Regions from separate parts of the Homo sapiens genome. Here region 2 is linked to region 1. A link is a loop called in an ENCODE intact Hi-C map of the cell type or tissue named here. Cell type or tissue: heart left ventricle. All regions are shown on one strand. Links, peaks and the distances in the headings refer to the core of each region. The heading gives the core; the rest is flanking DNA. Region 1 holds the start of SNORA80A (small nucleolar RNA, H/ACA box 80A). Region 2 overlaps URB1 (URB1 ribosome biogenesis factor).

What was found. Peaks named below come from ENCODE experiments on the same cell type or tissue, not always from the same donor. Only the 100,000 strongest peaks of a DNase experiment are listed, where the experiment ranks them.
Region 2: a loop joins it to region 1, with 5 times the contacts of the local background. A loop is called at or near these places in 8 of 110 quality-filtered maps.

What each region holds. Positions count from the first base shown.
Region 1 is chr21:32,366,619-32,382,751 of GRCh38, reverse strand. URB1 (URB1 ribosome biogenesis factor) reads left to right here. Exons shown (of 39, transcript NM_014825.3): 5 at 4,211-4,307; 6 at 7,269-7,354; 7 at 8,980-9,105; 8 at 10,121-10,245; 9 at 14,154-14,349; 10 at 15,997-16,133. It overlaps SNORA80A (small nucleolar RNA, H/ACA box 80A), which reads left to right and starts at 5,430; the gene lies at 5,430-5,565. RefSeq lists an enhancer at 1-624. In heart left ventricle, for the core only: no CTCF peak of the experiment used is centred there; a DNase peak (open chromatin) is centred at 3,618; H3K27ac peaks cover 1,558 bases.
Region 2 is chr21:32,319,527-32,335,659 of GRCh38, reverse strand. URB1 (URB1 ribosome biogenesis factor) reads left to right here. Exons shown (of 39, transcript NM_014825.3): 29 at 1,326-1,497; 30 at 2,241-2,343; 31 at 10,271-10,431; 32 at 11,058-11,169; 33 at 13,076-13,182; 34 at 13,716-13,859; 35 at 15,020-15,129. Among named protein-coding and RNA genes, the nearest start is that of MRAP-AS1, 19 kb to the right of the region's middle. RefSeq lists enhancers at 121-1,320, 4,413-5,005. In heart left ventricle, for the core only: no CTCF peak of the experiment used is centred there; no DNase peak of the experiment used is centred there; H3K27ac peaks cover 1,975 bases.

The DNA of each region.
Region 1 (16,133 bases), core at 309-8,308:
GGCTCCAGGTTGTCTGTCGTAGGGCCTCTTCTGGTTGCCATATCAGCTCCCCTGCTGGAATTCAGTGCTGTGAACAGCCCTGGCCAGAGTGTCACCCTCTTCCTGAACGTAAAGAATAAGGGGACAGGTATCAGTCCATCCCATCTGCTGCGGTGGAGAACCACATTAGAATAATTCACTTCTATAACAGTGTGCTGCCTTGTTCTGTCAGTATCCCTGGGAACTAAGAGTTTCTACATTGCCGGGAATTGGACTAAAGGGTTGATAATACCAAGTAGCTTTTATGGCTCTGTGAGATTGGCCTGGTGTTGAGGGTTTTACTGGAATTACAAATAAGGTATTCTCTAAGGAAAAAAATTCCAGGTCTTAATGTCTCTTAGATACTATGCTTTATCCATGTGTCAACAAATTCCATTCAATGAGTAATGGCTCCTGACATTTAAATACGTTTCTAATAAAAAGAATGTGTGTGCTATTTGCAGACGAGGGCAAATATCACGGTTCTTTGGTCTTACCTGGCAGTAAGCCTGGCAATAATTATCCATCAGATGCCCTCCCCACCCATCTCTTTTGATCTCAGCCCTCCCCGCCGTCTAAGTGAAATAGACTTTAGGAGCCCAGACAGCGTGGGAAAGGGCTTCCCGTCCTGAAGCCCGGCTGCAGGGCCACACACAAGCCGTTTCATCTCAGGGTCTCAGGGCACATTATTTTACCTCTCCAGGATCTGTAAAATGGGAGTTACAGTCAAGTTGAAAGTGTTTTTACTTTCATTGTGTAATCTGTAATAAGTATCTTAGATATCTTATATGTTATAGGAAATGGAGTTGAGACATTACATTTAATAAGGAACTGTTAGGAACATTTAAAAATAGAGCAGCGTGAGGAACCCCTGTACCAGCTGTCCAGCTTCAGCCACTGTCCCCACCCTCCACCTTTTCAGTTTCCTCTGGGGCAGTCGATTATAGCAAATCCCAGACGTGAATCATATTTCACTATAAATATTTCAGCATGTACTCTAACAGAAAAAGACCTTTTAAAGAACAGAAACCACAGTGCCATTATCACGCCTAACACATTAATAATTTCTCACTATCATCTATTACTCAGTTTGGTCTCAGGTTTTTTCCGTCTCAAAAATGTTTTTACACTTTGTGATTCAGATCGGGATCCAAACAAAGTCCACATTGCATTTGGTTGATATGTTTCTTAAATATCTTTGATCCCTTTTGCGTCTTTGAGTTTTTCTCCCTCATGCCATCCCCTGCTTTTTTTTTTTAAATGCTATTTAGTTGTTGAAGTGCTGGCAGGGATTTTTTTTTTTTTTTAATGAATATATGTTAACATTTTGGAGGAAATTATTAAAGCGTCATGAAGAAGGAGGGTTATAGATAATATTCATCCAGCCAAAGAAAGCATTGTTAAAATCCTGTGCCAAAGAGCAGTTTTACCAAGTGTATTTTGGTCTGTTTTAGACAGTGTTTTGCAGAACAAGCCCTGAAGAGTTCAGGACGTTTTCTTCCTGGAATAATAACCCTGTGAGGTCACAGGGTGGGAATGAAGAGCAGGCATGTGGTCCACTTGCAGTAGGAGTGGGACGCCTTTGATGGAGAGGACTGGAAACAGAGGATGGAGCCCCAGGGGGCCACGACAGTGGCAGAGCCTAGAGCCTAGAGTGGGCAGCTGCTGTGTCCTGGGGATCTTACCCAGTTCCTCCATCATGTCAGGACGTGAAATTTGGAGTTGTCTGGGATATAAAAGATGGAAGCCAGGAGGTGATAACTAAATCCCTTTTCATTTATAAATTCATTGCTGGAGGGACCCACAGGAGGTCTAGTTCTGCTGTGTACCAGCAGGATAGAAAGATGTAGAATGGCAGAAAACCTGGACCAGCATTCCAGGGCCCTGACTCCCAGTACTGTTACTTCAGTGGACACAAAATAAAAGCACAGGAACTTTCCACTAGCAGGGAAAAGACAGAACTTAATTTAATTTTGCCAGGCAAGTTTTAGCATTTTACCAGCATTCATCTGGAACACAAGGTGTGTGTAGATCAAGAAAATTAACTGCTTGAATTAGATGGTATGTTTATTTGAACAATGAGGCATAGAGATGGCTTGGGAGCAGCTTAAGCTTCCTGAGGACAGGGACAACATCTTGGTAAACTTTGCACCCTCTCTTGGCCTGAGATGATGGCATCTTGAATGGAATGAGTGTTTCATAAAAACTGAATTGGTGGGTTAAGGCACTGGAGTGTTGCTGACACTATGGAAGTGCTGCACATTCTCAGCACCAGTGATCATTGGATGCAAACTCCTTATTGTGATGAGACACACAGATAGGTCCTCAGAACAGAGAGGATAGTTTGAAGGTCTCAGTTTTGGAAGAAACTCACATTGGTGTAATAAGGTCTTGCTGAGATGCTGTGTGACATGGACGGGGATAAACTCAATAAATGTAATGAGTGTGCAAGGCCTTGATCCACATATTAGGGAGCATGGGTTGGATAGCCTTCCTTTTCTCCAGAAGAAACATAGACCCAACAAAATAAGATGGAATTAATTAAAGACTTGCACAGAGACCTAACTGATGCCAAGTATGGTCCTTGCACCCTGAGAAAAAGTGAAATGAAAATGGAAAATGCCACAGAATCTTGTGAAGAAGGAAGAACTTCTCTGTAGTTGAACATAAGTCGTATGTTTGTACAATTACTTCTTATCTCAGTTCTGGTACTTAATTAGCTGTGTGACCTCGAGTGAAATTTTTTTTTTTTTTTGAGATGGAGTCTCGCTCTGTCGCCCAGGTTGGAGTGCAGTGGCGTGATCTCTGCTCACTGCAACCTCTGCCTCCCGGGCTTAAGTCTCAGCCTCCCGAGTAGCTGGGATTATAGGCGCCTACCACCATACCCAGCTAATTTTTGTATTTTTAGTAGAGACAGGGTTTCACCATGTTGGCCGGGTTGGTTTCGAACTCCTAACCTCAAGTGATCCACCCTCCTTGGCCTCCCAATGTGCTGGGATTATAGGCATGAGCCACCGTGTCCGGCTGAATTTTTGAACCCTCAGTTTTCTCATCTGTAAAATGGGTGTGGTGTGGGCATCTCTCCCTCAGGCTGTTATGAGGAGTAAATGAGATCACGGATGTGCAGCATTTGATACAGTGCCTGGCACATAGTAAGTGCTCTGTAAACATTGTTCTCCTCCTCCTCCTCATCATCATCACTACTACTGCCACCACCTCTCCTGCTACTACTAAGTGGAACAGAACTATCTGGAAGGCAGAGATTACTCCTTAATTTTCCCAGGCATTTTGGGGCAGTGACTTGTTGTGATATTAACTTATTTCTTGGCAGTGAATGAAGGTATCTTTGGAGTAACTGTGAAGTAGAGAATAGTGCTGGGTGTAAGCAATGGAGGATCCAGGCACACCTGCTAGTTCTGGAACAGCTGATGAGAGACTGACATGACCACATGCCTTGAGTTCCTTAGATACAAAACGAGGAGTGATGTGACACAGCTTTGTCTTAATGATACTGGGAGGGGAAGCTGATCAGCGGCTTCCCTAGAGGCACTGGCTGCTGTCACGGTGTTGGGGCCCTCCCCAAACGTGCCCAGTGCCCTGGTTGGTGGCTGATGCATGTGGACAGTGCTGGCTACAACCCTGGGAAGGCCTAACAGGGTTAGTAACGTGACAGCATCTGTGCTTTGGTTTGTGGTATGAGCTAATAAGTTATTTATAATATCTCATAAAAACCAGACATCACCACATTGGTGTCTCACCAAAAGCAGTACCAGCCATTTCATCATCTCTGGATTTTCAAAAACATAGATTATTTTCATCAGCAAGCGAGAGGAGATGGATCTAGGCAGGCTGAGAGTCTTGCTCTACACCAAAGTGGCCAAGAAACGAAAATGTATGTGTTATAGTCAGGGAAGGGAACACTACTATTTTTTACCCATACTTTTGTATTGAGAATAGGGCTTGAAAGAGAAGGAAAGTAGAGAAGATTACCGGGGAAAGAGAACGGAAAAAATTTTTTACTTTCCATGGAGAATGAGCATTGGTTTCAGACTTGCATCCCCTGGTGACTGGGGACAAGGCTGGGGGGCTGGTGATGTTGAGACGGGAGGGGTGTGCTTGGCCACTGTGTTGCTGATTCCTTTGGCTGTATGTGGAATATGCATGTGACATGTAGGTCTCCTTTGTCCTCTAGGGAGTGTACGACGTTCGGCAGGCCTACGTTCAGTTTGCTCTCTCCTTTTTAATTGCGGGTGATGACAGCACTATAGTGCAGGTGTTGGAAGTGAAAGGTAGGTGTACTCCCTTGTCCGTTAGGAAAGCCCATTTGTTTTGAAAAACCTACTGCAAACCGTTTCTTCCAAGTTCAAAAAAAGTCTGCAGCCTTTGCAGTTGCTGTGTACACCAGATTGAAGGATGTGGGGCAGGGAGGTGGGTGAGCGGGTGCAAAGCCTTGGTCAGTACCATTTTGATATCACTGGTCAAGAGTGAACAGAGTTGTTCCTGTTATGCCGTCTGGAATGCTGAACAATGCCGTCACAGAGGATAAATGCAGACTTCAGAGAGGCAGAGTCGGGCAAACAAAGGAGGCTTTATGGCTATGGAACCTACTCAGACTCATAGCCTTGGCTACCTGGATTTCCTTGGGAGATGTCGTTTTAAAAAACAAAGTTAGTTTCTTTGGTGGCTTAGACCTGTGTTACGAGAACATCAGTAACAGGGCTTCAGAGAATTCCAACTTGACCACCTTTTGGTGGCTGTGTCCCTAGAGTGAGGCTTGGCATCATTTAATCTGCCAGGGCCCCTTGCATTTTATCAAGAGATTCACTAAGATGATAAATGGCAGCACTTAGCTCAGCACATGGCAGTTGCTCGGTAAGATTCCCTGGAATCCTGGCCTGTCTGGAGGTGAGGAGCAGTCCCATGTCCTGGCCGGAACTCTGGGAGTTATTGAGGAGGAGTAGCAGGGTGCTGTACTCAGGGTGTTTGGGTCTCCAGCCCTTCTTCTCCCTCCCAGGATGGGAGATCTGGACTGCCCCTGGAACGTGACTGCCGGGACGATTTAGGAGGAGAGTGCAGGTGGCGGTCACCCTGTATGTGGTCAGCCTGGTCTGTGTGGGGCGCTCTATTGCTGCTGTGGTGGAGCAGCATGAGAGTGGAGATGTGGTCTCTGCATAATGCAGCGGACAGATTTTTTTTTTTCCTACTTGTTACCAGGCACTAGGTTCAGGATATCTTGCTGCTGCCAGGGCCAGTAGTTTCTTCAAATTCCCGTGGGCCATTTCAGCTGTCTGGCCTTTTATTCAGTGACAGTTGGTACCATTTACACTGTTGAAGGGGGCTGGAACATACTACAGTTTAATGTTTCTGCTGGGAAGTTTGGCTGTACACATCAAAACTTTTAAGGTGCTTATGCATGGGTTTGGATTTATGATGGGCCCGTCCCCCTGGACCTCTCATAGTACCCCATGCCAGAGCAAACTGTAGCCCTGAACCATTGCCTGGCCTCTGTTCCCGTAGGCTGCTGGCACTGAAGTGGGTTGCACAATAGATAAAGAAAAAAGATAAAAAAACTTTTAAGATACTTGATCCTGCAATTCCATGTCTAGTCATTTATCCCAGTGAAATAATTAAAGATGTGAGTAGAGGTTTTGTTAGGGAATAATATTTATATTAGCTGGAAATGGGTCTTCTAACTATCCACCAGTAAGGGATTGGCTGAGCAAATTGGGGACTGGTCATAAGATGGAATGCAGCGATTAAAAATACTCTGGAGGCTGGCCGTCGTGGCTCACACCTGTAATCCCAGCATTTTGGGAGTTGGAGGCTGGAGGATTGCTTGAGCCCGGGAGTTCTTGAGACCATCCTGGACAACATAGTGAGATTCTGTCTCTACCAAAACAAACAAACAAACAAACAAACAAAACAAAAGTTAGCTGGGTGTGTTGGCGTGTACCTGTTGTCTCAGCTACTTGGGAAGCTGAGGTGGGAGAATTGCTTGAGCCTGGGATGTCAAGGCTGCAGTAAGTGGAGATTGCGCCACTGCACTCTAGCCTGGAGGACAGAGGGAGGCCCTGTCTCAAAAAGAAAAAAAACATGCTGCACTTAATGATTTCAAAGTTTTTTAGTGATATATGATTGGGTGTAAACTATAAAACTATAAAGTATGATCTCATTTTACTCAAATAGAGTAGCATGAATACATCAGAAGGGTAATAGTTAACTCAGATGATGTTAACAGTGTTAACTTCTCGGTACTGAAGCTTTGACTTATTCTTTTGGTTTGTCTGGTATTTTCTGATTTTTCCTTTTTCACAAATAATGAATTTGCTTTTGTAGAAATTCTGTGTGCCCAGTAAGCATGTGTGGAGCAAGGAAATTTGTAATTGTTTTGCTGCTTCTGCCCACTGTCACTACTGCATTAATAATGATAACAGTGTCAAGCTCTGGTGGCCATTTCCTTGGGGATTGAAAAGTAGGAAGAGAAAGCAAAAAGTAAACAAACTAAATCACCCAAAATTCTACTGCCAACTTAAAAAATCATGACCATCTCTTTAAACACATCTCAGCAAGTCTAAGCAAGAGAGAAATTGTATTAGTTTGTTATACCGTACATTCTCTTTCAAATAGTATTTAGTTAATTTTAATATGAGAAAAGAAAAGTAAAATGGAACTAAAGACCTACTGAACTTCTTAAAAAGTTCTGTCATTGGTTCGCTTGTAGGTGCTCTTGATTTCTTTTCTTTCTTCCTTTTTGTTTTGTTTTGTTTTGTTTTTTTGGAGACAGCGTCTTGCTCTGTTGCCTAGGCTGGAGTGCAGTGGTGCGATCATGGCTTACTGCAACCTCAAACTCCTGGGTACTGGTGATCCTGCCACCTCAGCCTCTTAGGTACCTAAGACTACAGTAAGACTACAGGTGCGCACCACCATACCCAGCTAATTTTTAAATTTTTTTTTGGAGACAGGGTCTTGCTATATTGCCCAGGCTGGTCTTGAACTCCTGGCCTCAAGGGATCCTCCCACCTTGGCCTCCTGTAGTGCTGGGCTTACAGGCATGAGCCACTCTGCCTGGCTTCTTGATTTCTTATGTCATGGAAGTGGTTATTTCTACCGGAAACTTGTATAGTTAAAAAAAAAAAACTTGAAAAAGTAAATGGCATTGTTTGCTGTACCACCTAAACAGTAATATTCTCTCGTCTATTCTCATTTTCAAAATATTTTTGAATTTAATGCTTTGAAACTTTTACTTTCAGAATTTATTCCTTGCATTTTTAGCTCAGGGATAAAGGAAGATAGGATCTCTACCATCAATATTTTATTATCCACACTGAAAACAAAGGTATGTGCTTGGTGATCCGCGTTTCTGTTGTCTGTTTTCCCTTGGGAATGGAGATATTCTCCGGTGTTTTACAGGACTGTAGAGCTACAACATCTTATCTTACATAGATTGTTGTATTGGTTGAGTGGAAAACTCTTCCCTAAGCAGAAACTTGTTCTTGTTGATGAGCATATCCTGGGACTAGAAGGTTAAAGAATAGCTGAAGCAGCCAGTGATGTCCAGACATGGCTGCTGTTTTATTACAGCAGCAGAAAAGCTGCTGGTCAACATTTCACAGCAACCCAAAGTAATCATTGTGAGCTGTAAATTATAAATAATACTTCATTCACATATCTAGCAAAATGTTGTTCTGTGTCATGTTCCATATTCTGCCTTTTGCAAGCATCTTATTGATATTTTAAAACTTGCTAAAAAGATCACTGCCTTTAATACAGAAACACTTTAAATCATCAGTAAGAAAAACTATGACCCTCCCAACATGACAAGTTGTCCAGAGTCCACATGAAAATGGCTAATAAGCATGAAAGGACTTTATTTTCGAAGTATTTTAAAGAGTGATTCTCAAATGGGGGCAATTTTGCCTTCTACGGGACATTTGTCAATCTCTGAAGACATTTTGCATTGTCACAACTGGGGAGGTACAACTGGTGCCTAGTGGGGAGACAGCAGGGATGCTGCCGAACATCCTGTAATGCCCAGGATGGCCCCCATAACAATTACCTGGCCCCAAGTGTCAGTAGAGCTGAGGTTGAGAAACCCTAATTTAAAGTAAAGCAAATAATGACATACAGATTTTTTTGCCTACTAAAATAGCATTGACTTTTAAAAACAATGGTGTTCAGTGCTAGCAAGGATGCTTTGAATCAGATACTTTCTTGAGGAGGAAGTGTTGTATCCCCTATGGAAGATAACAGTTCTGACAGGATGTGTCAGAGGTCTTAAATATGTTCATGGACCGTGACGTATGGTTGTTCTGAACTGGGGGAGTTGCATCAGAACCTCTAGGGGAATGTATCTGAAATATATATACCTGGGCCACACCCATAGGGATTCTGGGGTTAGGTTTGGGTGGAGCTGAGAATTTGTGCCACAATTCTACTTGCAGGAACCAGTGTCAAGTCCAAAGTCAGATGCAATGAAGACTATGTTCAAGGATGCTAATCACAGCTTTATGGAGAATAGCCAGAATTTAGAAACAACTAATTGTAAACACCAGGGGAATGGTTAGATAAGTTGTGGTCCACTCATAGGATAGAATGGTATTTAGCCCCCCAAAATGTTCTAAAGGGATGTTTAATGACGTGGAAAAGGCTTATGCTTCATAAGTAATCATATATAAATAAAATCTCAGGCAAAAAATAATGAATACATACACATGTATATTGTGTGGGTGTGGGTGGTGACTGAAAGGAAATATATCAAAATAGTAACGATATCCTAGGATGGTTGGGAATATTGGTGAATTTCCCTTTATGTTTTTCCTTTTTTTAAACCAAATTTTCTGCCACTAGCAAGCATTATTTTTATAATGATGAGAAAACAGTAAGCACCATTTAAAAAATAATTGAATTCCATGAACTTTTTCATAATTTGTTTTTTAATAATTTGTTTTATTATTGTTTCAGGTAGTTCACAATAAAAATATCACAAAAACCCAGAAGGTGCGTTTCTTTACGGGGCAGTTATTGAACCACATAGCATCGCTGTACAACTGGAATGGGATTACCGATGTGAACCCAGAAAATGTCAAGGTGCAGACACTTTTTGGTTTTCGTTGACCTCGTTGTTGGAATTTGATCCTCAGGGTTGGGAGAGGGAGAATTCTCAACACCGCACCAGACTTGAAGTCCCCTCATTTGATCTGTTTCTTTTGACTGTGGTTATATGGTTGTATTAACCCTCTGCTAACTGCAATAGGATTTTTTTCCCCTAATTTCTTAATCATGCTAATAATTTTTTTTTTTAATTAGAAAACTATGATTTCCTTGGGCTGAGCCATATCTTAGTTTTCCCTGCAGCACTTGCCTGTTAGACCTGCAGGGTCATCCCGGCCATCTTTTCCTCTTGCTTTACCTCTGCCTTCCCATCCTTCCATTCTTTCATGTCCAGTTGTTGGAGTTTCAAGGCTTGTTGTGTGTTTTTTGTTTGTTTGTTTGTTTTTAACCTCAGGATCCTGAATGTCTAGGAGCCTCACCTACTGACATATATAATTTATTTTGTGCTAGTTAACTCGTGCTAAATTGAAACAGCTGCTCTTAACATCGACCCAATGCCAGTGTATATTTTAATTTTCTTCAGGGTGTTACTGAACATGGACTTGGCCAGAGTAGTAAAGGCACAGACTTCCTGTTAACGTTATAATAATTCACCTCTCAAGAGCCTAATATTTCACCTCCTTTTATCTTGGAGACTTGCCCAGGTCCTCTTGTTTTGAACATGTTTTTGTATGCTCTAGACCAGCAAGCCTCAGAGGCTGCATAAAAACACTCCCAAATATGGAATTTTATTCAAATGAACAAGAGAAATTAGATCACTTTAAAGCTTTTAAAAATACAGGTTTAAACTTGCCCCTCTTCAGAGTATTCTTTTATCTTGATCGGTGTATCTTTTTGTTGTTGTTTTCATTTATTGTTTGGAATGACACCAAGTATTTAAAATGTTTTCTAAATTGTCATCGGCAGTTAATATTGTCCTTGTTTTTACTCTAGCTCTTACTAAAGTGTATGAGCTTGGGATTTTCATTGAATTTTTAAAAAATCTTCATAGGTTTCTGCCGAAGAAGCAGGGAAAACCATGGTGCGGGAGCTTGTTCATAACTTCCTGATGGATCTTTGCTGTTCACTCAAGCATGGAATTAATTTTTACGATGCATCTTTGGGTACCTTTGGCAGGTAAAGTATAACACTCTTGTGGACCCCAGGGTGTGTATGTTCCTCAGAAGTCACCACATATGTGAGTGTCTAGTGGAACTGTAGTAGGTTAGAACTAGAATTGTGGACATTATCTAACTCGTTTCAGGGTTGAACAGTTGTAGTCCCAGAGAACTTCTCCTTGTTGCATGTCCTCAGGGGCAGTTCTGAGGGTAGCTGTCTATTAGCACTTAGTTAGGTCATGGGATATTTCACCCAGGGAGGTGCTGCGGATGTTTACCTAAAGACAGTGTTCGTCAGCTGGAGCTCAGAAAAGGCGTCTGCCTTGCCAGAGAGGGTTGGCCCTGACATGGGCCTCACAGCAGTCCTGACGCAGGTACCATTGTTATGCCAGCTTTGCAGAGGAAGAAAGTAGTTCTAGAGAGGTCGAGACACTTACACTGGTTAAATGGCAGAGGTTGCACTGGAATCCAGGAAGTCCAGCTCCAAACTGATACTAAAACAGTCCTCCCTCTCCTTGACAGGCTGCCCATGAGTCACGGTTTCAAAATTGTTTTTTTTTTTAACATTTTGTTTCACATTTCACAATTGTGGTAACATTTCATCAGTAAGGAAACATATTAAGTTCAAATCTACTGGTTTTGATCATATTCTTTAAGACTTTCTTTTTGTAATCGTATAATACAGGTCTATGTGATTTTTTTTTTTAATAACAAAAATGGCTTACTACTGTTCATCCTATCTGCTTTTTTCCCACTTGACAATAAAAATATTGGCCATGTTTTCTTGTCATTGTAAATGTGTAAATGATTTATTGTTTAATCCTTGTTATTCTATCCTAGCATTATATCACAAGGATTTAGGCAGTTTGATTTACTTCTAATTTCAGCCAGTCAGGAAATCAGGTGATTCCTTCAGAATGGAATAACATGGTGGGAGTTTTTCTGTCTGCTTATGACTTTGGACGTGTTTTGATTCTGAGGTCACTGTGATTTAACTTGTCACATCATTTCTTTTTTCTTTCATCAGTAAGAATGAGCTCATTTTCCTGCCAAAACATAACAGCAGACTTTTATAGTCGAATAGAATATTACACCATGCTTAAAACACATGCATTGTTCCCCCTTTTTAAAGCATTTTTCCTCCATAACTAGGCCCATGAAATAGATGAGCATTTAATGAGCATATTGAATCAACTTGTGGGTGTGCGTCTCTTTGCAGCAAGCTGTGATTTATGTGAATTTTGAAGCCATGGGCAAAAGACAAGTGTTTGTGCATAAGGGAAAGGAAGGAGATTTGTTTGTGGATGGTGATAGAAAGCTTTGAGAACACTGAATTGCATCGTTCCCTGTTCCCCAGTAGACACGTGGCCCACTCATTCATTTCATTCAGGTTCCTGTGCAGACCTCACCACTTCAGGGAGGCCTTCCCGGACAGCCCTTTCTGAAATAGTCCCTCCACTGTCACTGTGCTTTTTGCCTGGCTTAGGCTTCTGACTGTTCATACATTTATTTGCTGATTTATTTATTTGCTTGTTCATTATCAGATTGGTGAGAAGTGGTGAGAACGGGCGCTGGTCTATTATGGGCCTCCAGTCCCTAGGACAGTGCCTGGCACATAGTAGGTGTTCACTGAAAGCTGGTGTTAGAGCATAGAGCAAGGATTGGCAAACTTTTCTACAAAGGGCCAGATTGTATTTTGGGCTTGGCAGCCTACACAGTCTGTTGTGACCACTCAGTTGTGCCAGCAAAGCATCCATAGATGTAAATAAGTAGGTTTACCTGTGTCCCAATCAAATTACAATGATAGGTGCTGGGCCCTACTTTGCCAGTCGCTGGTGTAGGTTAACAGAGCAGACAGCTGGGCTTCAATCCCAACTTAGCTCTGAGACCTTCACTGGGTTAGGCATCCTCTCTGCCTCCATTATCTTGTCTATAAAGTGGGAATAAAAGTAGTGCCTGTCGCAGAGACGTGGTGGTAACTGCTTAGAGCAGTGTCTGGCATGTGTTGTGCACTACATAAATATTAATGCTCTCCATTTTATTACGTTGTTGATTAAAATAAAGCATGTGTAGTATTTTTAGCACTCTTTGTAGATTTAATATCCTTTTCATTTGACAGTACAAACTATTTTGTTCATGACATTTTCATATTAGGAAAGGATATTTTCATGTCCTTTTTTAAAGGATAGTTTTTCTGATCAAAATTATACTTTCTAATTTGGTTTTTAAAAAACTTTTTTTACTATATGTAAAGCTCTCATATAGCATTGTAGTTTTACTCAATTTATAAGGGGGATGTGAGACACCGGGGACCCTAGAAACCATCACTGTGTCGTGCACATGAGACAGAGTCTGAGGATTTTCTGGATGTTTTGACTTCACAGGGTCAAGCAGATAGGAAAGGGCATATTTTCTAAAAAGACTTTGAAGCAGATGAAGCCTAGTGTCCTGGGGCTTTGGCTGTGTGGATCCTGGGATTTTACTCCCTTTATGCAAGTTTTAGTCTCTGCAGACTTTCCTGCTTCTTACTTTTTTTTTTTTTTTTTTTTTGAGATGGAGACTCGCTCTGTTGTTCAGGATGGAAGGCAGTGGCACAGTCGTAGGTTACTGCAGCCTTGAAGTCCTGGGCTCACCTGCTTTTATTATCTTTTCATACCTTTGAAGACTGTCCACTTTGAGATAACTTTTCAGTATTTTTCTACGGTAGATTTTTTCCACATCCTAGCTTCTTTCATCTGCTAAATGAAAATGAAGGAATTTGAAATAAGCTAGAAACAGGGAAGGCAGAAGGTCCATGCAAAGACCTCGTGCTGTCTTGTCAGATTTCTTGTCAAGAAATAATTTAATGGCGCTCTGGACCATGCAGCAACTCATGAGCAGTTCGTATAAAAAAAACTTTATTTCCAGATGTGGTGGTGTGCACCTCTAGTCCCAGCTACCCAGGAGGCTGAGGCAGGAGGGTCACTTGAACCCAGGAATTCGAGGCTGCAGTGAGCTATGGTCACGCCACTGCATTCTGGGTGACAGAGCAAGACCCTGTCTCTGAAGAAATAATAAAAAATTTTAAAAATTAAAACAAATCCCCCTTTCAAGAGAAAAATGTCTTATCTGCATTTTTTTACACTCACACTCACATATGTATTTACATAGTGCTGTTTTTTTCAGATGGAGTCTTACTCTGTCACCCAGGCTGGAAGTGCAGTGGTGCAATCTCAGCTCACTGCAACCTCCACCTCTCAGGTTCAAGCAATTCTTCTGCCTCAGCCTCCTGAGTAGCTAGGACTATAGGCAGGCACCACCATGCCTGGCTAATTTTTTTGTGTTTTTAATAGAGATAGGGTTTCACTATGTTGACCAAGCCAACATAGTTCAAGGCCAAGGTCTTGAACTCCTGACCTCAGGTGATCCTCCCACCTTGGCCTCCCAAAGTGCTGGGATTACAGTTGTGAGTACCACAGCCAGCCCTACATAGTGCTTTTTTTGTGTGTGGCTGGAGGAGGAACGTCAGTAAAATCTCAAAATGAAATTTGGGGCATGGATTCCTCCCTGCTGGTTTTGTCCTTTCTTTTCAGTAGCCTTGACTTCTAGGCAGACTGGTAGGTGGCTGAGGTAGAGCGAGAGAGAATGGTTTTCTTCCTTTTCTTTAGAAAGCAAATTGAACTCAAGGGAGGGAAGTAGGAAAGAAGAAAGATCGCAGGACAGAGACTTTTTCAGCCACTCAGAAGTAGAGGATGAGAGGGAAGCCCTCTGTGGAGAGCTGGAACCCCCAGGCCACGGAACCCCCACTTTACGTCCTGGGGGAAATTCCCTACGTTGTTATTGCTGTGTTCACTGAGGGCAATTCTGCAGAGCTGCACGTCACCATGAGCTCTCAGGGTGCTTTGACCATTTTCTGCTGACCTCTCCCCATGTGTCTTTCTCTAACAGAGGCGGAAACCTGACACTCTTGCACTTCTTGCTGGGTTTGAAAACTGCAGCTGATGATGATCTGGTGGCTGACCTTGTGGTAAACATCCTCAAAGTGTGCCCGGACTTACTGAACAAATACTTCAAGGAAGTAACGTTTTCCTTTATCCCACGAGCGAAGTCTACTTGGTTAAATAATATCAAACTACTAAACAAGGTAAAAAAACATGATATTTAAAAGTCTGTTAGCTAAGCTGGGCGTGGTGGCTCATGCCTGTAATCCCAGCACTTCGGGAGGCCGAGGCAGGCGGATTACCTGAGGTCAGGAGTTTGAGACCAGCCTGGCCAACGTGACGAAACCTGTCTCTTACTAAAAATACAAAAATTAACTGGGTGTGGTGGTGTGCGCCTGTAATCCCAGGTACTTGGGAGCCTGAGACAGGAGAATTACTTGAACCTGGGAGGCGGAGGTTGCAGTGAGCTGAGATCGCGCCACTGCACTCCAGCCTGGGTGACAGAGCGAGACTCCATCTCAAAAAAATAAGTCTGTTAGCTAGGTAGGGGGGCATAGGGAGTTAGGGGACAGGCAGACATTCTCATCTGGTAAACTATACAATATGAAGACCTTTCAGGGATAAAAAGGGATATTTTAGACCATGTAAATTTGGTGTCCTTATCTTCTATAGCGTTTTGCCTTTCACTGAGCTGAATTTGAGGTTTATTTAGAATCTTTTGAGCCAATTTATCCTGTTCATCAAGATTTTGCTTAGAGTGAAATCTTGTTGAGTCTCAGCACAGTTAGACTGGGATTGATGAGTTGCCCGATTATCTCTTCTCCATCTGGGCTCATAAAAAGTAAAATAAAATGAAATGTCTGACTTGTAGGATAGTTTTTAAAGGTTGCTGCTTCAATTAGAACAACTTGAAATAAGCTGTGGAACGTTGGTCTGCTGGTTTAAGTGGATGTGCGTTACCTTCCTTTTGATCATAATGTCAGCATCTGCCCATTTTACAAGTAGAGGTACCTACTGTTCTTTGGCAGTAATGCCTGACTTGTTTGAACTCTCTGTCACTGATTCATGGTTTGCCTAGTGGTAAAATACCTGGGATTGTTTCTTGTGCCTCTACCTGGGCCTGGCATTATCTATAAAACCAGCTTTTATTCTGCTTGAGTGCCTATGCGCACAGTCTCCACATTTACCCTTGGGATGAGGAGGATGTACTCCACCCCTTGTTTTGGTACAGACAGTCCTGGGGCCAGCACCCCTACTAGGAGCTGCATCTGATGAAACATCTGATTTGTAGGATAGGGGAGGGGTGAGTGTGTGGTTTTTGCAGGCCCAGTGTTGAGTCCTTACTTGGCTGCTTACTAGCTATGTGGCCTTAAGGAAATTACCTAACCTCACTGAGGTCCAATTTTGTCATCTGTGAATATATTTTTGTTTTAATGTAAAGTGTGCCTATCCCAAAGCGTTGTGAGGAAGCTTTGAGAAGATGGCTTCTTGACATCCCTTCCTGACATCATTTGTCAGGTGCCTGTCAAGTGCAGCAAGAACTGGTAAGTAGTACCATTCGTAGTTCTGGCAGTGATTTATTTGCCATCAGAGGTTTTAAGAGACTCTGCAGACCACAGGTCAAGTTCTGCTCTGAAGGTCCTTTCTCTGTTAACAGCCAGTCTCCTGACCTGATTTGTCTTTGACAAGTAGATTTGAGGGTTAATCTTCCACTCTGCCTTGTGGGGAGTCTCGGACCTTTACCGCTATAATTATTTGATTGAATGGCTTCACCTTTGGGTGCCTACAGCTAGTCTCAGGTTTGAAACTTACTTCTAGCACCACCTAAATCTCTTTTTTGCTTTTCCTAGATCTATGAGGCTCAGCCGGAGATTTCCCGGGCATTTCAGACCAGAGAGTTTATACCCTTGCCTCGGCTCCTGGCAATGGTGATGGTGACCACCGTGCCCCTGGTGTGCAATAAGAGCATGTTCACCCAAGCATTAAA
Region 2 (16,133 bases), core at 4,954-12,953, 52 kb after region 1:
TGAACAGCGAGCATTCCTGAAAGGATGATTCTTTCCTTTTCTGACATTAGTGACTGTTGTCGACTTGCACAGAAGCGAACCTGTATTTAGAAGAATTTTGTTTAGAAGTATTTAGCTCTATAGATAATGTTCCTTGATTGCCTGGAGGCGCTGGGCTTGGTGCTCTCAGGAAAACCTATGGGAATGAGATACAGTCTTCCCATCTGCTGAGGGTAACAGACTGTGAGAAATTTAGACATTTTTAAAGTGGCAGCTGACTCACGCCCCGTGATATAAACCAGCTCTTACAGGAGCACCAAGAGCCAGGCCCTATGTGCTCAAGACCGATTCGTGCCAGGGTTGGCATTTGGCGAGTCAGAGGGATTTAATTGAGGTGAGGTGGGCAGAGGGGCCTGGGGCAGCAGGAGGAGGAAACAGCATGCAGGAGTGGAAACTCAGGACATTTGGGGAAAGGGTGAGTAGCCCGGCTTATCGGGGTCATTGGATGTGTGCAGGGAAACAGGCAATGGGAAGGCCACGTGGATTGCCAGTGGAGGGTGAAAGTACCAGATGGAAGCATTTCCATTCCATCTGGGAGACAGCAGGGAAGCATTCCTCGTCACAGCTGGGCTCTGGGGAGCGGCCTGGCAGCAGCGGGGCAGCAGCAGGGCAGTGGATGGGGGAGGGAGGAGGAGAGTTGGGGGAAGTGCTAGGCTGGAGTCATTTTCTAGGAGGAAGGAAGGCAAGGTGGCCTCTGACAGCTGTGGTGGCGGTTGAGGTATGAAGGTTGTCCATAGCACACACATGGTGGGCTTAGCCGAAAGGCTTGTGTAGGCAGACCTGGTTCACTCGTGGCCACATGTGAGCAGTGAGAGATCAGAATTCTGCCGCTATGTTCTAGCATGGACTCAGGAGCCAGACTTCCTGAGTCTGAATCCCAGCCCTGCAACATACCATCTGAGCAGGTGAGCAGCTGAGCAACTTGCTTAATCCTCTCCGCACCTCTTTCCCCCATTTGCACAAGGGGTATAATAATAGTACCCACCTGATGGAGATGTTGTGCAGATTGAGTGAATTGATCTACATGAAGGGCTTAGAATAGGGCCAGCTGAGTAGACACCAGCTTCTGTCGTCATCACTGACACTGTCACCCACCCTCAGCCTCACCATCACCACCACCCACTTCGTAAGCTGTGATGGGATTGAGTGATATAACACGTCGCATGCTCAGAACAGCACCTGGTGTGAACTGGCAGCCTGACAACTGCTACCTGTTGTTGTTATCATGATTAATTCTGTTCCCGGGGGGCTCTGTGACCAGTCTCTTTTCCCTTTTCTGGCTCTAGGGTGCTGCTGTGGGGCCCAGCGGCCGTGGAGCATCACAAGACGTGCCGGAGCCTGGGCAGGTCACTGTGGCAGCAGCCGAGTGTCGGGGACATCCTTCGCCTGCTGGACCGGGACCGGATGATGCAGACCATCCTGCACTTCCCCCAGAACCGGAGGCTGCTGCCCCCCGAGGTTGGGCTGCTGCTGTTCTGTCCCTACCCACCCCTTCACCCCAGCCTCAGGGGCTCCATCTGCACCCTCAGCTTCGTTTTTCTTGTTATTTACCTTTTTATTAAGTAAGAATCTTATCATATATAAAGGTATAGAGACCAGACCCTCATAAGCCCACCGCCCAGCTGCAACAATGATCTGCACTGGCCACGCTTGTTCTGTTTATACCACTCTGTTCCCCTGCCCCCAAGGAGATTATGTTGCAGCACATCCCAAGGATCCTATCATTTCATGTACAAGCACTGCTTTTTACACAAGCACTTTGCTTTATGCCCTTAAATATTCAAAATAATTTGAGCTCTGGCAGTAGAGGGTAAACAGTTATGCCATACAGGTTGAGAATCTCTAATCTGAAAATCCCAAATCTGAAATGTTCCAAAATTTGAAGCTTTTTGAGCACTAACATGAGATAGAGACGCCTTTGCTTTCCTGAGGGTCAGTGTACAGAGACTTTCTTTCATGCACAAAATTATCTTAAATTCCTGTATAAAGTTACCTGCATGCTATGTATATTACGTGCATATGAAACATAAATGATTTGTGTGTTTAAACTTGGCTCCCATCCCCAAGATATCTCATTATGTATGCAAATATTCCAAAATCTGAAACATTTCTGATCCCAGGTGTTTCAGATAAGAGATACTCAACCTGTATTACCTTTGTGAGGTTGAATCACACGTTTTTGTTGATTTTGGCTCTTTCAGGACACACAGGAGCTGATATTCAAAGACAAAAGCAGGGTGGATCTTGATGGCCTCTATGACCCCTGCTTTCTCCTTCAGCTCTTCAGTGAGCTGACCAGGCCAGGTAACTGCAGTCTTCTCTTGGGTCAGGGCTTGCTATGCATGACTTCTCAGAGGTCAGGTTGATTATGGTAATTATTGCCATAATTACCACATGAGGACCTGAATCTTGGAAATAATTCTTAAAGGATCTTCAGCCATCCTCATCTGTTCATTCCAGTGATTTTCAGCAAAGTCACAGTTAGTATTTTGAACATACAGTGATTTAAAAAAAAAAATTGTAATTTTAAAATCTGGAAATGTCCAATTGTCTTTGATGTTTTCCTAATTCCTAATGATGAACATTTTCTGCATTTTTATTAGTTACTGGTCAAATACCAACAGAAATGAGAGATTTTAGTCCTGATAATGGGTCAGCCTGCTGAGGTTGCCTTTTTCTTGGCTTAAGTACATTTTGGAAATTATGTTTTGTGTCTAGTAGCCTCAGAGTGGGAGTCCTTGTGGGTGAATGGGTTGTGGGGAGAGAAAGAAACACTTCCATGTAACGCACATTGAGAAACACTGAGATTGATCTTCCCAGGCTGGTCAGGTCTCTTGGTTGGGAGCATTCTGACAGTGTGCAGGGATAGCTCATTGTGGCTTGAATTTGCATTTTTCTAATGGCTAATGATGTTGAACATCCTGTGGCTTATTTGCTATCTGCACATCCTCTTTGGTGAAATGTCTGTTCATGTCTTTTGCCCATTTTCTAATGGGATTTTTTGTTTTTTGTTTTTTTAACTATTGAGTTTGGGGATTTTTTTTTTTTTTTGTCTTTTGTTTTTTTAACTTGAGTTTGGGGATTTTTTTTTTTTTTTTGTCTTTTGTTTTTTTAACTTGAGTTTGGGGATTTTTTTTTTTTTTGTCTTTCTTTTTTCAACTATTGAGTTTTGAGTGTTCTTTATATATTCCAGATACTAGTCCTTGGAAGGATTTGTGGTTTGCAAATATCTAACAATCCGTAGCTTATCTTTTAATCCTTTTAACAAGTTCTTTCACAGAGCAAAAGCTTTTAATTTTGATGAAGCCCATTTGGTCAGTTTTTCCTTTTACGGATCATGCTCTTGGCATCTAAGAACTCTGTCTACTCCTAGATCCTGAGGAATTTTTCTTATGTTTCTATCTAAAAGTTTCTAGTTTTACTCTTTAAATTTAAGCCCGTGATCTGTTTTGAGCTCACTTTTCTGTGAGGTGTGATGTCCAGGTCTGGATTCATACTGCTTCACCTGTTGTTGTCAGTTGTTACAGCCTCTGTGTGTTGAAAAGTCCATCTGTCCCGCTTGTGACTGTTGGTTGAGATGGGGGTCCCAGCTGCTCACTGGGCCTCTGCAGGTCTTTCCTGGCGGGGACAGGTAGAAGTGGGGGCTGCCCAGTCACTGCTGGGCATGCTGAAAGTCCTTACTCTCTGCTAGGCTTCCTCTGACACCCCAGTGGGGGCAGGAGGAGTGTACTGTCACTGCCCAGGAGAGGAACATCCTGCCTCCCTACTTGGCCTTCTCTCATGCCACCCCAACAGGGGATTTGGGGCTCCTCTTTCCAGCCTGGCAGGGGTGGGAGTCTAGGCTCCACCTTTGCTGGTGTGGCTGGGAGTGGGGCACAGTGAAGTGTTTGGCTGAAGTATCGCCGCTCTTGGCTCACAGTTTTCTGTCTTGCTAGGCAGCCCTTTTTCCATTCTTTTTTGTTAGAGAGAACAGGCTTTTGTTCCGGCCTTTGTGTGTGTGAGAGCCTGTCGATGTTTCCAGGTTGCTGACTTGAGTTCTAAGTCTAGGACAAATGAGGCAAGAAGACAACCCAGGAACGCACTCCCTTGTTCTTTGGGTCTCAAGGTCTCTGACTGGTCTGCTTTCTTTCTACCTTCCAGAATCATCTTATATTTGTTCTACATATGATGCTCAGTATTTTTAGTTCTACTTGATAGGAAGAATAGGAAAAAGCATGTCTACTCCATCTTGCCAGAATTGGGAAGTCTAAGTTCATTAATTTTTAACATTAGGTAATACATTCACAGTTTGAAATTCAGCAGGTGCTGAAGGGTATACAGGGAAAATGCACTTCCTGCCCTACCTCTGGCCACAGTTTCCTCATTCTAGAGGGAGAACTGTTGCAGTTCCTCATGTTTTCCTAGGTCCAGCTTGAGATTCCAGTGGGGTGTGCTGGGGGTGTGGCGGCACACATTTTGCTTCTGTGCTGGTTCGCGTGATCCCTGAATGGACTCCCAGACTTCACAACTGGGGAGATTTAGGTGCACTGGGGAGACATTGTTCCACTATTCATCCTGTTTTCCTCCTTTTTAAACTTGAAATTTTATTTTCTCAACAAATGCTCCTACTTCTGAATAGATTTGCCAATCCTCTATCAGTGCCCTTTGTATCCCTTTTAAAAAGATCAAAGAGGCTAGGATATCATAGAGATCTTCCCATCAATAGGCCTTTGTGTTGGCTCTAGCTCCCCATGGTGAGCACTGTGCTCTGTTGCTGAAGCTGGATTTTGTTTGCAAGAGAGCAGGGGGCATTTCATACAAATGTCAGATTACGGTAATAGCAAATGGATATCTTAATTGCCCTGATGGCGATTTTAAGCAGCAGGCTAACTGCAGCAGATCTCCTAGTCAGTGGCCAGGAAGCTCTTCTGATTTCCCCTGTGCCTCAGTGGTGCTGCTAAATCTGTTACTCATCAAACATGGAAATAAAGTTTCCATACTCTAAAAAAATGCAAGACTACTGGACCTTTTAACTTTAGTGAATTATAACAGATAGAGCTTTCAGGAGAAAAAGGCTTGGAAAAAGTTTAATAGCAAAATCAGGATGTTAATTTTCATGAAATCTTGAGTACTGTGCTTTTTTTTTTTTTTTCCCTTGGTCTGGGAGGACTTTTTTGAAGAGCTGTCATTAGTAAATGGTCTTTCAAATTAGGAAAATGTACCAGGTACCAGTTTCCTTACCTTAAATTTCCAAATACGACTATTTAAGTTTTATTGGTTTAATACAGGTAGAAAAATTTGCAGAGCTTGCCTATCCCAATTTGAAAAGGAATTGCAATAGTCAAAAATTTACACGAAAAATTCATATCAAAGTAGAACATTTCAAAAGGCATACAGGTGGAGAGGGAAATGGATATACCCAAAAAAAAAAAAAAAAAAAAAAACACTCCCCAAAAAGTACATTTCTTAGATGTTGCTCTGAGCATCTTGTCATCCCAAACGAAAGATGGAGGCCTGGTTTTTAAACAGATTTCATTGACTGCTGAAAGGAAGCACACTCATTCATTGGAAGAGGCAAATTCCTGGCACTAAAATAGTTGAAGTGTGACACATAGAAAAGTCAGTAGTGGTGACACCACCAGTGAGATCAGGGCATAGAACAGTAAGCAGCTCCTCAAGCCCCTTCCTCCCTAGAAGGGGCCAGCATCCTGTATTTGAACTTCATGTAAATGGCGATACACATGATGTAATCTTTGCTGCCAAGCTGCATCTATCCCATGTTACATTTGTGAGATTCAGCTATGCAGAGTGTAGCAGAAGTTCTCAACTGTATGTTTTTACTTCCTGCGGTGGCATCTGGGTCCAGATATTGCTAAACTAACTGCAATCCTAAATTGAGCATCCAATTAATTTTTATATGTGGCTGCCAGTCTTGAGAGTAATTACAGTCCCACTGCTCCGTTTTCAGCCCTTTGCTGGAAATGGGAACCTATTTTCTTAACCTTATTCCTTCCCTTCTTTGAGTCCTTGGCCAAGAAACAGGGCCAGCCAAGGCTGTTAGCAATGGCAGTGACAAATGCTTTTTCCACAGCAAACTCTTGTCCTCAACAGAACTGGGCTGAAATCTACAGCTCATAATTCACACATGCCACAAGGCAGCCAGAACAGGAAGCCCCATTTGCAATTCTCTGAGCCTCATCACTAGATGACCAGAGCACGCAGGCTCCTCTGACTCTTCTCACTGTGATGAGTCTAGCCTATTGGGGTGCCTCTGGGGGATATTATGTAAAAAGAGGTGTAAGGAAGATTTCTGATGCTCCAACAGCAGTTACACTGCTACTGAAGCCCACTAATACTGGGGCACATTTTTTTTTAAGAGTCAGGGTCTCACTCTGTCACCTAGGTTGGAGTGCAGTGGCATGATCATGGCTCACTGTATACCCAAACTCCTGTTCAAGCCGTCCTCCTGCCTCAGCCTCCTGAGTAGCTAGGACTGCAAATGTGCACCACCATGCCTAGCTAATTTTTTTTTTTTGGTAGAGACTGTATCTCTCTATGTTGCCAGGGGAACTCCTGGCCCCAAGTAATCCTCCCACCTCAGCCTCCCAAGTTGCTGGGGGATTACAGCACCTTGGGAGGCTGGGTGAGCCATTACACCCAGTTCTGGGGCAGTTTTAATTTTAATCCTTGATAACTGTCCTGGTTAAGCCATTTTGATCTGAAGGTCTGTTAAGGCCACGTTGCTATTCATGAGGTTCTTGAAACAAAGAGAATGGCATTTATAACTATTTTTAAATAGCCTATCATGTTTTCAGCATTCTGAGGGCGGCTCTTTTCCATAAGTGTTACAAAGCCAAGATTTTCATAGAGTAGCAGAGATGAGCACAAAACAGGAAACTGACTTTTCCTCATGGACACGTGGAAAATCCATTTGTCTTAGAATGTCAGTGATTACTAAAAATATCCCAGCCAGCTGAGTATTAGCTGCTTTTAGTGAGTATAAACTAAATGTTTAGACTTTTCTCTTTCCCAAATGTATTCCATTTACCTATATTTGTTATGTACTTATGTAGGTGTCTCTTAAACACATTTCTTCCATCTTTTGTAAAACAATATAATTGTATCTAGTTTGGTGCTTTTAAAGCTTTTGGATTTCTTTTTCCCTCTTATCAAAAACAGTCACTTGTGAGAAATAAGAAAATTAGGCTGGGCACGGTGACTCATTCCTGTAATCCCAGCACTTTGGGAGGCCAAGGCGAGCTGATCACTTGAGGCCAGGAGTTTGAAACCAGCCTGGCCAACATGGTGAAACCCCGTCTCTACTAAAAATAAGAAAATTAGCTGGGCATGGTGGCACATGCCTGTAGTCCTAGCTACTCAGGAGGCTGAGGCACAAGAATCGCTTGCACCCGTAAGGTGGAGGTTACAGTGAGCCAAGATTGTGCCACTGCACTCCAGCCTGGGCGACAAAGGAGACTCTGGCTTTAAAAAAGTAGAGATAAGAGAATTAGAAAATTTTGTTCCTAAACTGCTATGCCCAAGAGTCATCTGACTATGCTCTTTTCATCCTTTCACTTTTAGTCTATGTCTTGATATTGAAAATGGGTTTCTTGAAGGCAGCATGTACCTAGGTTCTGCTTTTTATCTAATCTGACCATCTCTGCCTTTTATTTTGGAGTGCATACATCATTTATATTTAATGTGATTATTGATCTGACTCTATTTTATCTCTTGTTGACTTTTACCTGCAACTTTTGTATGTGTATGAGTGCATGCATGCATATTTTTACTGGTTGCTTTAGGGTTTATAGTACACATCTTCAATCTATTATAGTTTATCTTCAAGTGAGATGATACCACTTCATGTATAGTATAAGGACCTTGTAACAGTATAGATCCATTTCCTCCCTTCTGGCTTTTCTGCTATTCTTGTCATGCATTACATTTCAGTATGCTATAAACCCTACAATATAGTGTTGTTTTTGCTTCAAATTGTCATTATTTCTAAAAGAAGTGTAAATATTTGATATTTGCCATATTGTTACCATTCCTTTGTGTAGATCTAGATTTCTATCTGGTATCATTTTTCTTCTTCCTAAAATACTTCCTTTAAGAATTCTTATTGTTCAAGTCTACTGGTGACCAATTGTTTTAGCTTTTTTGTGTCTGAAAAAAGTCTTAACTTTTGAAAGATTTTGATACTGGTGACCAATTGTTTTAGCTTTTTTGTGTCTGAAAAAAGTCTTAACTTTTGAAAGATTTTGATGGGGTATAAAATTCAAGGTTGACAGTTTTTTTTCTTACAGTACTTTAAAGAAGTTGCTCCTCTGGTTTCTGAATTGAGTTATTTCTGACAAGAAATCTGCCATTCTTATCTTCATTCTTCTGTATGTCATGTGGCTGCTCTTAAGATTTTTTTTAAATCACTGGTGTCAAACAATTTGATCACAATGTGCTTTCGTGTGATTTTCTTTTATATATAAATATATATGCTTTATTTGTGATGATGCTTGCATGATATTCTTAATGTTTTATGTTTTGAGTTTCTTGGCTGTCTAGGTTTATAGTTTTTTTTGGTCAGATTTCAAAAAGTTTTGGCCATTATTTCTTCGGATTTTTTTCAGGGACCCCCTATTACACATACCCACAGGACACTGATGTTCTGTTCATATTTTTCCTCTCTGTGTTTTCAGCTTGGATAGTTTCTATTGCTGTCTTAAGTTCGCTAATCCTTTTTGGTCTAGTGTCTAATCACTGATAATCCCATCTCTATTGGTCCATTCTTGCACTGGTATAAAGAACCCGAGACTGGATAATTGATCAAGAAAAGAGGTTTAATTGACTCATGGTTTCATAGTCTGTGTAGGAAGCATGGCTGGGGAGGCCTCAGGAAACTTTCAATTATGGTAGAAGGCAAAGGGAAAGCAGGCACATCTTACATGCCAGAGCAGGAGGAAGTGGGGCAGTGCCACACGCTTCTAAACAACCAGCTCTTGTGAGAACTCACTAGCATGAGAACAGCAAGGGGAAATCTGCCCCGAGATCCAATCACCTCCCACCGGAGTCCCCACCTCCAACATGGGGGTTTGTAATTCAACATGAGATTTGGGTAGGGCCACAAATCCAAACCATTTCACCATCCAATGCATTTTTCAGCTCAGATATTTTAGTTTTCATCTCTAGAAGCTTGGTTTTGGGTTTTTGTATCTTCTGTGTCCCTGCTTAAAATGCTTTATCTTTCTTTAACTTTTAAAAATGTCATCAATGGACTATCTCTTATTGATGTTATATTCCATGATTACTCATTTGGAGTAGTCATTTCAGTTGGCTTGTGTTTGGTTCCCAATTAGGCCACTGGTCACTCTATCTCGAGAACATCATTGTGGATAATTATCATGATCAGTTTAATCATTAATAATTAATTCCTATTCTAAGGTTCTTCTTGACAGTATTTATCTTGTAGAATAGCCTGGGTTTTTATTAAGGAGTGGGAAGGTGTCCTCAGTTTCGTTAGTGAAGAGCCCTCTAGGTTGTGGTAAGGCGCATCCCCTCATGTGTCTGACCTTCTCCCTCTCTCTGTGAGTCTTCTCCTCTCCTCTAGTGATTGTCAGCTTCTCTCGGCCTCACAAATGGCAAATGGATACCAGCCAACAGGCTCTCTGGACCGTAGCTTTTGCTTAAGCTTGATGAGCCACTTTTCTGTGAGACTTGTGTTGTTTATTTGAAGGAAGAGCTAGGGTTGCAGAGTGGGTGTGAGTGAGTCCTTTGTCGGGCTGGTTGGCATCAGCTGCCTTTTCCTGCTTTCACTGCTGTGTGTGCTTTCCTCGGTGATGCTTATAGACAGGCGCCCGCGGTGGAGGGCTGAGCAAGGTGGAAGCTGGGGACTGATTTTCTCTGCTGATTCCCAGTTGTGTTCCCCAGGCCTCTGGCATGCTGGGGTCTCCGCAGTGGGTCTCAGTGTCACCTCCAATATCCTGACTCATTGGGTGTTTATGAGAAATAATGAAATTATCCTGGTTGGGATGTATGAGCATTTTAGAAACTGAAGGTATGGTCATTATTGCCACATAAAGGAAGAGGTTTTTTTGTCTAACTTCAGCAGAAGTTAGGAGGAGTTGGAGAGAGACTTGCATTCCTTGTGCTTGGCACATGTAGCTATTGGTAAGACACAAGAGGAAATTTAATTCTCCAGGTTAACAAGAATAATAAAATCATATTGTGTGTGTTTCATGCTGTATTTCATTTCCTGCAGAGTTTGTGGTGGATTGTCGAAAATTTTTGGATTCAAATGCTCTGGGCCTAACTGTCACAGCCCTCAGCAGCTATGACCCCCAGATGCGAGCCATAGCCTACCATGTCCTGGCGGCCTACTACTCGCACTTGGAGGGCGCACGGTTCCAAGAGCAGTCCCAGGTAAGTAGGAAGAGCGTACATCCTACTGTGGGGGTGGGCCTGGCGGACTTCAGAGAGCTGGCTGTCCACCCGGTTTGGTAGAAGGATTTACTAGGGAACACGGAGGTGGCATGTTGCCGGGAGATCTCTGCTGAAGAGCAAAAGTCTGTTCCCTTAGGAGGTGATCCCGGAGGTCGCCTTTGATCCACAACCCCCCGTGGAGGTTGAGAAAGGTTTCTCCTTACAGGCTTTCTTGTGTTGTGTGTAGACAAAATTATATGACTTCTACTGAGTATTTCTTTGGTCTAAACTCAGTGGTTAAGGTGGCTATTATCCACGACACACTGAACCTTAGAAACCTGTACCCCATGGTGCTGGAGGAACAAGAGCAGATTAGATTTTCAGGGCATGGTGCCAGACTTCTCTCTGCTGTTGTGCACCTGACTGACTCCTAAAATAAAAACGAAAAGCGTTCCGGAGATGCTGGCAAGTAGTGTGTCTGCTCCTGTGAGCTTCGTCTTCAGTGGCCCCTGGGATATGAGAAGCAGGCACACCCTGCCGAGCCCTGGTTCGGCTGCACCAGAGAGGACTGACCATAGCTCTGAACACGCTCATCTTACATTTTCCTTTTCTGTTCTGTTTTCAAGCTACTTTACCTGTTGGATGTAGTCCGGAATGGGATTCGAACTCAGGACATGAGACTTACTTTTACCTTGGCTCTCTTCATTGCCAAAGCAGCCCTGCAGATTTTGAAACCAGGTACCACTGACATAATTAGGTTGAGGGGAAATTGAAAAGCTGAAGCTGAGCAAGTCTACTTCTAGGGATTAGTCCCACAGGTATAGTGGGTCACACATCTGTGTTCAAGGCCACTCCGTGCTCATGATTGTGGAAGATGAGGAGCCACCGAAGTCCCCATCAGCTCTGGACAGTAAATAGGTGATGGCTATGAGGAAGCTCGTCATGGACCCCTGGGGGGTGAAATCCAGAAAAAAGTAGATGGCAAAGCAAAGTGCAGAACAGTATTTATAATGGAGGGAAAGAGTATATATTCATATTCGCTTGTAGTTATAGGAAACTGTGGTGAGAGCAAATAAAACTGAAGTTAAAATGTGGGCCAATCACATCATAGGGATTGGAACCCAGGGGCTGAAAGCGTGGACACAGCCAGACGGTCCTGGACTTCCCCATGCCCGTTTCCTCCTCTAAGATGGGGTGATGATCGGACTCACTGCCTCTAGCATTGCTGTGAGGGTGATGAGGATCACACACTTTTTTTGTTTTTTGGAGACACGGTCTGGCACTGTCACCCAGGCTGGAGTGCAGTGGCATGATCTCGGCTCACTGCAACCTCGACCTCCCAGGCTCAGGTAATCTCTTACCTCAGCCTCCCGAGTAGCTGGGACTACAGCGAATGCCACCACGCCTGGCTAATTTTTTGTAGAGACAGAGTTTCATTATGTTGCCCAGACTGGTCTCAAACTCCTGGGCTCAAGCGATCCTCCTGCTTCAGCCTCCCAAAGTGCTGGGATTACAGGTGTGAGCCACCATGCCTGGCCTAGATCACGCACACTAACACACATGTAAGTGCCTGGCACAGTAAAAACTCATCAGTGATAGCTGCCGTCACCATCACCGCCATTATTCATCATTGATTCATGCTTAGGCTCACGGGTCCTTAGCTACAAAGCTTTTGGTATGTGAGTACTGCACATGTGTAATCCACGCTGTTAGAACAAGGCTCCTTTTTGTTACAGGAATGGGGGTACCACTGCTAAGATAGTGTGACTAGAAGTTAGCTCATTCTAAGACTTTTTTTGGTTATTGAGAGAAAAATCATAGAAAGTTGGTACCATCAGGGACCACAGGGTGCTGTTTCCACCTGTATCCCCCATACTCACTAACTGAGGCTCCCAAGGGTAGATAGCTTGTCAAGGCCCCACAGTTAGTTCACAGTCAAGTTGCTATTAGAATTCAGATCTCATTTTCATCTGCTCCCATTTCATTTTATTCCATGGATTTACTTGCCTTGGAGATTTGGAAGGGGAAGAAAATAATTGGCAGAGACCATGATGGTTTTGGTCCTGGGTGTGGCTGTGTCCCACACCGGTGCTCATGTCGGGGTGGAGCGTGTGCAGGGCAGCATGGTCATGGGGTAGACTCATTGGTGATCCAAGGATAGGAGGTAGCAGGAGCTAGGGTGTCCGTTGCCCTCTGCGTTGCTGCATTCCAGAGGCACTCAGTAGTGTCTGAGCCTCCCCCGCTGTGACGGTTCCTTTCAGTTAGAAGCTAGAGGCAGGTGCAGCGGGTGGGTGTGGTGTCAGCCCTGATCTGTGGGATGTGTGACCAAGTCCCACCCTTCCCACCGGCTGGTTTGAAGCCTGTGCTGTAGGACGGTAGCTGGGGAGGCGGAGGGTGCGAGGTCCCTGAAGGACTCAACATCCAGCAGTGGTTTCAGAGCTAGGAGAGCAAGCCCATGTGTGGTATGGAGCTGACGTGTTGAATTCTGTTCTCATTCTCAAGAGCCAGTCCTCTGGGTCAGGACACAAAAGTTCCTGGGAGGGGATTTATGTCTGATACCCAGAATGCCTGCCTCTTAGTGCTGCCAGACCAGGGGGCGTCCTGCTGGGGCCTGCCATGACTGACTGACTGCCTGTGTTCTCAGAGGAGCACATGTACCTGAAGGTCAGCAACTTCCTGCTGTCGCATGAGTACTTGAACATGGACAAAGTGCCAGGCTTCTACCAGTTCTTCTACAGCTCCGACTTTGAGGTATGCTTCCAGAGTCCTCACGGCTTTCTGCAGGCCCCTGAATTGATGATGCAGCCACCGTTGTCATTCTGACATTTCCCCATGGATCCTGTATGCTGCACGGCCAACACGATTGTGCAGTCGGTGGCCACGCAGGCCTGCACTTCGGAATGTCTCCGTGCTGTTGGCTCACTTCTACATGGCGCCTCAAACCTTAAAAACTCTGCTTCAGAGTCCTGAGTTTTACGACATTCTCATATTTTCTTGGTGAATCACTGGGTTAAATATTAAATTCTGTTTTTAGATATTCATATTAAATATTCTTTTATAGAATACTTATCTGACTTCAGTATTTAAACTTGACTCGATCCTCTATTTCTGACCTGAAGAAATGGAATCAAAGATGAGATCAGGGATTTTTCATAATCAGACATGGAGGTCAGGGCTGCTGTGTTACAACTTTTGCCACCACTTAAAATAGTGGTGTTTGAACAGTTGTCAGATGAAAGGACTTTCACTTATTAACAACAGTTTTTTGTGTGCCTGGGTTATAGCAAAAAACAGAGCAGAAGTGGGTGTTTGGCGTTCTGCGGCAGGGGATCCGTGACAAGCAGTGCTACGAACTGTGTGCCCGGCGTGGCATCTTCCACATCATCCTGTCCTTCTTCCACAGCCCGCTGTGTGACGAGGCAGCACAGGTACATGGGTTCCGCAAGCTTATTTGAGAGCGAGAGGTCTGTGCCCCTTCTTAAGATTTTATCTGGAAGTCAAGTCCGTATGAATTCAGTTCCCAGCCTGGACACGACCGACCTAACCCTGGCTCTCAGTTAGGGGAAGTGAGATGTTGAGAGCGCCTGTCCTGTTCCCTGCATGCAGAGCAGGTGGATTCACTTGAGGCTGCAGTGTTGTGACCCCCAGTGTCATTTGTCCTCTAAATACTCTTCACTGCAACCCTCCTACTGTGTATACGGCCCTTGGCATATACGAAGGCCATCAGTGGGGGGTACTGATCAGTAATCATGAGCCTTCAGAGTGGTCACAAGTCTAGAAACCCCCTGTCAGTGACTGAGGTACTCTGAGGCACTTTTGAATCACCAGGATTCCACCTACTACAGAAGTTGGGGGTTGTCAGAACTCATTTAGAAAGCAAGGGTCAGGTTGAAACAGACAGCCTCACCTAGCCAGTCAGGAACCAAGAGCTGGTGTGTGTACCTTCTAAATATTACAGGTAGGTGGTAGAAGGAAATAGGAAAAGCTTTTAGTATTTTGATTAATTTCTAGCGTAGTCAGCTTTTGTTTCTCATATGTAAAATGTGGGTAAATAGGAGTAAGTCAAGATTAAGAAGCCCATTTGAATAAACTGAATTTGAGTATAGTAACTTTTTGTTTTCTATGGCATGTGAGAATTCTGAAGCACCCCATGAACAAGTCAGGGGACCATCCCATTTTTATGTCCTCCCTTCCAGGTGGTAAACACAGGGCCGCATGGCTCGTGGCTGGCGGCCAGCAGCTGGCCTGGAGGCGGGCCCTCACGCACTCCCTGTGCCGGTGGCTGCGCATCTGGGCCATTTGGCTTCTGTGGTGCATCTTTGCTTGTGGGTGGGTTCCAGATGATGGATTAACGGAAGTGGGGATCCCCGGGCCCAGAGATTGCTGTGGAAGTCTGTGTCCTCTGGCTGTCTCTTGTAGGGAAGGGCACGTTCGTACATGGCCACCGCTCTGACGGACTTAGCAAAGCAGGCTTCATTTGCAGCCACCACCTGTAATGGCACCATACCATTAATTTTTAAAACGGTTTCTTTAATCAAGTAAAGTGGGTTTTCTCACTGAAGAGTAACTTCTTGTTTGGGGTTTTCAGAATTGGATTCTGGAAATTCTACAGAATGCTGCCCAGGTTGCCAGATCTGCGTATGAAATCATACGAGACTATAGCCTTTTAACATGGATTTTACACATCCTTGAAAGCAAGTAAGTACCTTTTGCATGCGAGGTGCGCGTCAGGTGGGAAGGAAAGGAACAGAAACGATGACGTCTGCTGCCAGCTCTGTTGTTGGTTGGAAATGTCCAGTAAAATCCATGCTCTCTGAAATGCAGTGTCCTCCAATGCTACCATATGCCTGGCAGTCCCGTTCCTGGCAGTGCCAAAGTGCCTTTCCTCCATTCACAGCCTTTCCTTGAGTGTCTCTTGTCTGCCATGGGACAGCAGACACCAGCTGCTGTTCACATCTGGCAGAGTCTCCGCCAGCCTGTCTGGCTCTGTTCTGCACAGGTCAGACTCCTCCCCGGTGTCCCAGCAGCCTTCTGTGCTCTGAAGTGAATGTCCTGTTCTCTAAGGCTTTAGCAGCTGCAGCCCTCTTGCAGGAAGGCCGGTCTGACGGGTGACAGGGCTCTGCTGTCAGTGCAGGGTCTCTGTCCTCAGTGATGAGCCCGCATTAGAGGAGCAGCACCAGGGGTCTGAACTTGATGATTTATTGTGATTCCTGATTCTCCTGCTGTTTGAGACTGTCTGAAAAGATGAAGACCCTGTCACAGCAGACAGCACTTGGCGGGAGGGCTCTGTCTTACAAAGAACTAACTACTATAATAAGCCTGGGAGAATGCAGGCCCTTTTGTGCATTTTTTTAAAAGCATTTCCTGAAATTTCTCTAAAAGAAACTAATATATCCAAGTACATCTGCAAACAACAAAAAAAGTGGGTGGGGGGAAGAAATTAATATCCAAAATTAGAATGTGTATTTGGACATCAACTTCAAGACTGTTTCAGGTTTATAAAAGGCACAATTAGCTAATGTTCCTGGCTTATAGTGTCTTGTTTTAGAAATTGAGTTGTTGTCATGAACAGGACAGTTTTTATTAGTGTGCCCCAGCGGCTCCTGAATTTTTGGAGGGACTTAGGGCAATCTTCTGTTAGGACGGTGCACCTTGTCCTGTGTGGAAGCTGCGTTTGTATAGCAAGCACCCTGTTTTTACTT